Regions from separate parts of the Homo sapiens genome. Here region 1 is linked to region 2. Evidence: chromatin contacts called from ENCODE Hi-C or POLR2A ChIA-PET data. All regions are on one chromosome and are shown on one strand. The core of a region is the stretch at or near the end of the contact, and the rest is flanking DNA. Distances in the headings are between cores, read along the strand shown. Region 1 overlaps MTHFD1L (methylenetetrahydrofolate dehydrogenase (NADP+ dependent) 1 like). Region 2 overlaps MTHFD1L (methylenetetrahydrofolate dehydrogenase (NADP+ dependent) 1 like).

Region 1 (2,700 bases), core at 93-2,592, 74 kb after region 2:
ATTTTTGTTTGTTTTTTGTAGAGATGGGGCTTTGCCATATTGCCCAGGCTGGTCTTGAACTCCTGGGCTCAATCCATCCTCCTACCTGAGCCTCTCAAAGTGTCAGGATTACAGGCGTGAACCACCATGCCTGACCAAAAATACTTTCTGAGGGTCTAATATTGCCAGGCACCGTGTTAACAATTCAGAAAATACTCCTGCTTAATAAATAAAGACTTGAATTTTTTTAGTTACTTCATTGAAAAGAAAATCTTTTTATTTAAATTGTATCGTCAGCCAGGCGCAATTGCTCACCCCTATAATCCCAGCACTTTGGGAGGCCGAGGCAGACGAATCATTTGAGTCAGGAGTTCAAGACTAGTCTGGCCACCGTGGTGAAACCTTGTCTCTACCAAAAATACAAAAATTAGCCAGGCATGGCGGCGGGCACCTGTAATCCCAGCTATTTGGGAGGCTGAGACAGGAGAATTGCTTGAACCCACGAGGCGGAGGCTGCAGTGAGCTGAGATCACGCTGCTGCAGTCCAGCCTGGGCGACAGAGCCAGAGGCCATCTCAAAAATAAATAAATAAATAAATAAATAAATAAATAAATAAATAAATAATAAAATTGTGATGTAGTTAACTGGTATAATCTTTTCAGTTATTTTTAAATTTTTGAAACAACACGCTGTATATCAGCCATCCATCAGAGAAGGAAAGAAATATGTAGAAGGACTGTCTTCTGCTTCAGATCATGAACTGTAGGAACAAAATAGATATGTGTAAAAATGCTGCTCCTTTTCTGAACCAAAATAAAATTAGATTTTTGTTGTTGTGGTTGTTGTTGGAAAAGGTAGTAGATTTCAGGCAAAATCAGAAAATAAATTATTTCAGAAACACAACAAAACTAAGTACAACGATATTTTGGTTAAGAAAATTATGGTTAGAAATTATGATTCTATCACTTTATGAAACAGAATCTTTAATAATTTTTCAGCTTATACCAAGGATATTCTTTTATTTCTTAATGACTAGTTTTAAATATATGACTATTCTCTCTGTACAGATTTTTAATTAATGCTCATAAAGGCTATTGATAGAACTCATTCTTTCTCCAAAATGGAGTTAACCCGAAATGGGTAGAGATTCAGAAGCTTCATTGTAGTTAAAATTAGGGTCATGAAGGGCAAAAGCCCAGGTATTTCAGCCTTTGTAGAAGAATCCATTAATGCAGCATTACAAGTAAGTGTAATTTAGTGGCTCCTTAGTTATTTTAAGCAAGAGGCCTCCTTAAAGGGCACACAGATAAAGTCAACATAGATCTCCACTGACCCCAGGCGTGCGGCCAGAGGTCAACTCCCAACGGCTGTCTGGGCTCCTTTTTCCCTGCAGTGCTGTATGTCTGGGGGGGTGACAATCCTTTGATAACAGTTTTTTTTATTGGGAGAAAATTTGTGGGAATGCATAAGGTCTTGCTAACATAATTCCACATTATGCTTGCTCAACAGGAGAAGTTTTAGTTTAAATGTAGACTTATTGGAGATGGCTGTATATCTGCAGGTCAGGGAGTCTCGCGTCTGCAGATTCTTTGTGGTTTCTCGTCTGTCGTCGCTTATCCCAAATAAGTAGCTGCACTTCTTGGAAGAGATGATTGCGTCACTTGAAGGGGTCATGGGAGTCTACTGATTGAACTCATTTTTCTCCCATCTGAAAGAAAGAAAAGTTGAAACAAGAGGAAAGACATTTCACACTTTCTGGCATTTAATATTTCGGCTAGTTTTTGTTTGTTTGTTTCTTTTTTGAGACAGATTCTCTCTCTGTTGCCCAGGCTGGAGTGCATTGGTGCACTCTCGGCTCACTGCAACCTCTGCCTCCCGAGTTCAAACGATTCTCCTTCCTCGGCCTCCCAAGTAGCTAAAACGACGGGTGCTCATTACCACACCCAGCTAATTTTTTTTTTTTTTTTTTTGTATTTGTAGAAGAGACAGAGTTTCGCCATGTTGGCCAGGCTGACTTCAAGTGATCCGCCCGCCTCGGCCTCCCAAAATGCTGGGATTACAGGCATGAGCCACTGCGCCCGGCCTGGCCAGGTTTAGATCCTGGTTTTGTGAAAGAATCAGAATGACTAGAAGATTCATGTTCCGATCCACTGCAGCTAACAAATACAGCTCCAGGAACCGCACAAATCCTGCATCGCCTTTCATCAGCAGATAGTTAAAGGCGGAGAATTGGGTTTTCTTGTTTGTAAAGATAGTGCGTGTAAACAAGCATGCAGTAAATTATGTTATCTGCAGTAGAGTCTTCCATTGGTAGCTTTGGTCAGACGAGCTGAAATACACTGCCTTCAGGGTTCTTCTTGGTTTGTCACCGTGAGTAGAGATTTGAATTTACACTGCCTCATCTGTACTGAATTCTGCCCTTGCTGTGAATCATGTCACAGTCTCAGAAGCAGCAGCAGCCATAGAGTCCAGTGACATCCTTACCAGTAAGATACCTTTGACCTAGAGAGTTCATTTCAGGGGTGGGGCAGCATCAGTGTGGCTAAATGTGAATATTCATTTCTTTTTCTTAAACTATAAAATGCTTGTTCTTTTCCAAATCCATAGCTAGGCACAGATTATAGAGGCATCTTAAAAAGCCTTCTATAGCTGGGTGCAGTGGCTCACGCCTGTAATCCCAGCACTTTGGGAGGCTGAGGCGGGTGGATCACTTGAGGTCAG
Region 2 (2,700 bases), core at 36-2,535:
CTCTACAAAATAATAAAAAATTATCTGGGTGTGGTGGTACACACCTGTATTCCTAGCTACTGGGGAGGCTGAGGCAGGAGGATCACTTGAGCCCAGGAGTTTGAGACCGCAGTGAGCTGTGATTGTGCCACTGCCCTCCAGCCTGGACAACAGAACTTTATGGCAATTACCGTAAAATGATTTCGAATGGTGATGTACTCTGTATAAATCAAGTATTAAACATATTATTAGTTTTATGTTCTAATTTGAACCAATGTTTGAGAAGTTTCATACTGTTCCATTGGCTCAAATTAGAATCATCCAGGGAGATTTTAAACATTACTGATCCCAGGTTCCCCTCCCAGAACTTCTGCTTTCATTGGTCTGGGTGGAGCCCAGGGATCAGTGTTTTCTAAAAGCTTCCCGCAGGAGTTTAGGTTTAGCCAGTGCTGCCAGCTACTGTTTTAAAAGCACAAAACATAGAGGTACATTTCTAAAAATTGAATGTGATTATGTTGTTCTTTCTTTCAGATCGGTTGTGTAAGCATTTTTATAGGATTATTCTTCATGTTTTCTCTCCTTATTTCAGGTAACGGCTGGTGTTCCTCTTAAGAAAGAATATACAGAGGAGGTAAGAGGAGCTGTTTAGATGCTTATGTGAAGAATCTCTTAAATCCAGTGACTCGTTGGCTTTCAGTGAATGAGCCCTCCTTCAGTGGCCTCTTAGAAAAGTGCTGTTCTGTCCGGGCGCAGTGACTCACACCTGTAATTTCAGCACTTTGGGAGGCCAAGGCGACCGGATCACATGAGGCCAGGAGTTCAAGACCAGCCAGGCAAAACCCATGGCCAACATGGCAAAACCTCATCTCTACTAAAAATACAAAAATTAGCTGGGCATGGTGGCTCACGCCTGTAGTCCCAGCATGAGAATCGCTTGAACCTGGGAGGCAGAGGTTGCAGTGAGCTGCGATCGCACCACTGTACTCCAGCCTGGACGACAGAGTGAGACTCTGTCTCAAAAAAAAGAAAAGAAAAGTGCCGTTCTAAGAATCCGAGAGGAAATGGATGGGATGAAAGGATAAAATTCATTCAGTTAACTCTTAAATATCAAGAAAAGATGGATATAGGCTTTGTCTACTATTGTGTACTCCCAGGGTAGCCATCAGAGCAGGAACTCAAGGTCTCCAGGTCAGAAACAAATATGAAGCTTACACTTCTGTATTCTTTTGTCATGGAAGGTCTATATACAGTTGGCTTTATGATTTACAGGAGTGGCTTACTCTTTTCTGTAAATAGACTTTGATTTGCTGGCAGCAGTACCTCTTAGCTCCTACAGGTGGCGCCAGGGATCTGAGCCAGGAATACCTGGTCAGAGCTCCTCACCCACCTGGGGCCTTGTGCCTGTCAGGCCTCAACCTGCAGAGCATGGGCGCATTGCATAGACCCTGCAGCCTGTCCTCAGCAGGGTGAGCTGCCAGGCTTCAGACCCACCCATATGCCATTGGATCCAGAATCATTTTAGAAATTATTTTGAAGACGAACCTCTTTATTCTTGCAGCCATCTTTCTTGGAGGAAAAAGTGAAAAAAGATGTAGCAAATCCTGCCAGAGAGGTGCTGGCAGTTTAGCTTGGCAGGTTTGGTGGGAGACAATACACAGGGGTCTGGGTTTTGCTTTTTTCTTTTTTACAGAACATCCAGCTGGTGGCAGACGGCTGCTGTAACCTCCAGAAGCAAATTCAGATCACTCAGCTCTTTGGGGTTCCCGTTGTGGTGGCTCTGAATGTCTTCAAGTAAGTCCAGCCTCCTCCTTTAAATGTGGGCATTATCACTAGGCCACCCTGTGAACGATATTTGTGTCTTGGGGTATTTGGTCTTTCTGTGCTTCATCTAAAAGTATACAGAAATACCCAGTTCTTTCTGTTTGTTTATTTGGTTTGGTTTCATTTTAGCAAATGTGTTCTCACAATGTTATTAAGGAAGTGAAATTTATATATAGTGAGTTACTATCTCCTTGGCTTTTTTTTTTTTTTTTTTTTTTAATTCTACCCAGCATTTTTGTCTGAAACAAACTGTGAATGATCAAAGGGATATGTTATGGAATTTTCTTGATAACACCCTTAACGACTTGAAATATTTGAGTCACTTTAGAGAGGACTTTTTTTTTCCATGCTTTAAGTCTGATTTATTTAAACACGATGTGACCACTTTTGATGTTTAAAATGTATTCAGTGTTAGGGAGCGAAGTTCTGTATAAATGGTGAGTCTTTCTTTGAAAACATAGCTAAATGGATACAGATGCAAAACCACAAACATTTTCTTCACTAGGACCGACACCCGCGCTGAGATTGACTTGGTGTGTGAGCTTGCAAAGCGGGCTGGTGCCTTTGATGCAGTCCCCTGCTATCACTGGTCCGTTGGTGGAAAAGGATCGGTGGACTTGGCTCGGGCTGTGAGAGAGGCTGCGAGTAAAAGAAGCCGATTCCAGTTCCTGTATGATGTTCAGGTAAGATCTAGTAAAAACAATGGCTCACATTTCTTACACCTTAGCATGGGTTGTCCCATTCTGTTGTCACCACAACCCTACAGATAAGAAAACTAAAGATAGAAGAGTTTAGGCCCGGTGCAGTGGCTCACGCCTGTAATCCCAACACTTTGGGAGGCTAGGGCGGGCAGATCACTTGAGGTCAGGAGTTCGAGACCAGCCTGGCCAACATAGAGAA

What was found. Hi-C counts contacts between places; a loop is a spot of excess contacts on that map. ChIA-PET counts read pairs that join two places held with the same protein, here RNA polymerase II (POLR2A). Pooled maps may share reads with other maps.
Region 1: a map of K562 shows a loop between it and region 2 (9-fold over the local background). The contact joins two enhancer-like sites. A Hi-C loop is called at or near these places in 6 of 168 maps with a recorded cell type or tissue (Caco-2, K562, MCF 10A and 3 more) and 10 of 50 pooled maps. POLR2A ChIA-PET finds 5 or more read pairs at or near these places in 6 of 52 experiments (Caco-2, H1, Panc1 and 3 more).

What each region holds. Positions count from the first base shown.
Region 1 is chr6:151,086,694-151,089,393 of GRCh38, forward strand. The region is part of intron 26 of MTHFD1L (methylenetetrahydrofolate dehydrogenase (NADP+ dependent) 1 like); the gene reads left to right. LOC124901432 (a long non-coding RNA gene) reads right to left here. Exons shown (of 4, transcript XR_007059813.1): 4 at 1,401-1,687. Among named protein-coding and RNA genes, the nearest start is that of MIR12131, 15 kb to the right of the region's middle. Within about 2 kb of position 1,343, at least 4 of the 41 ENCODE cell types and tissues checked have a DNase peak (open chromatin) inside an H3K27ac peak, as active enhancers do.
Region 2 is chr6:151,013,211-151,015,910 of GRCh38, forward strand. It overlaps MTHFD1L (methylenetetrahydrofolate dehydrogenase (NADP+ dependent) 1 like), which reads left to right. Exons shown (of 28, transcript NM_015440.5): 22 at 569-610; 23 at 1,670-1,770; 24 at 2,306-2,483. Among named protein-coding and RNA genes, the nearest start is that of MIR12131, 88 kb to the right of the region's middle. Within about 2 kb of position 1,286, at least 6 of the 41 ENCODE cell types and tissues checked have a DNase peak (open chromatin) inside an H3K27ac peak, as active enhancers do.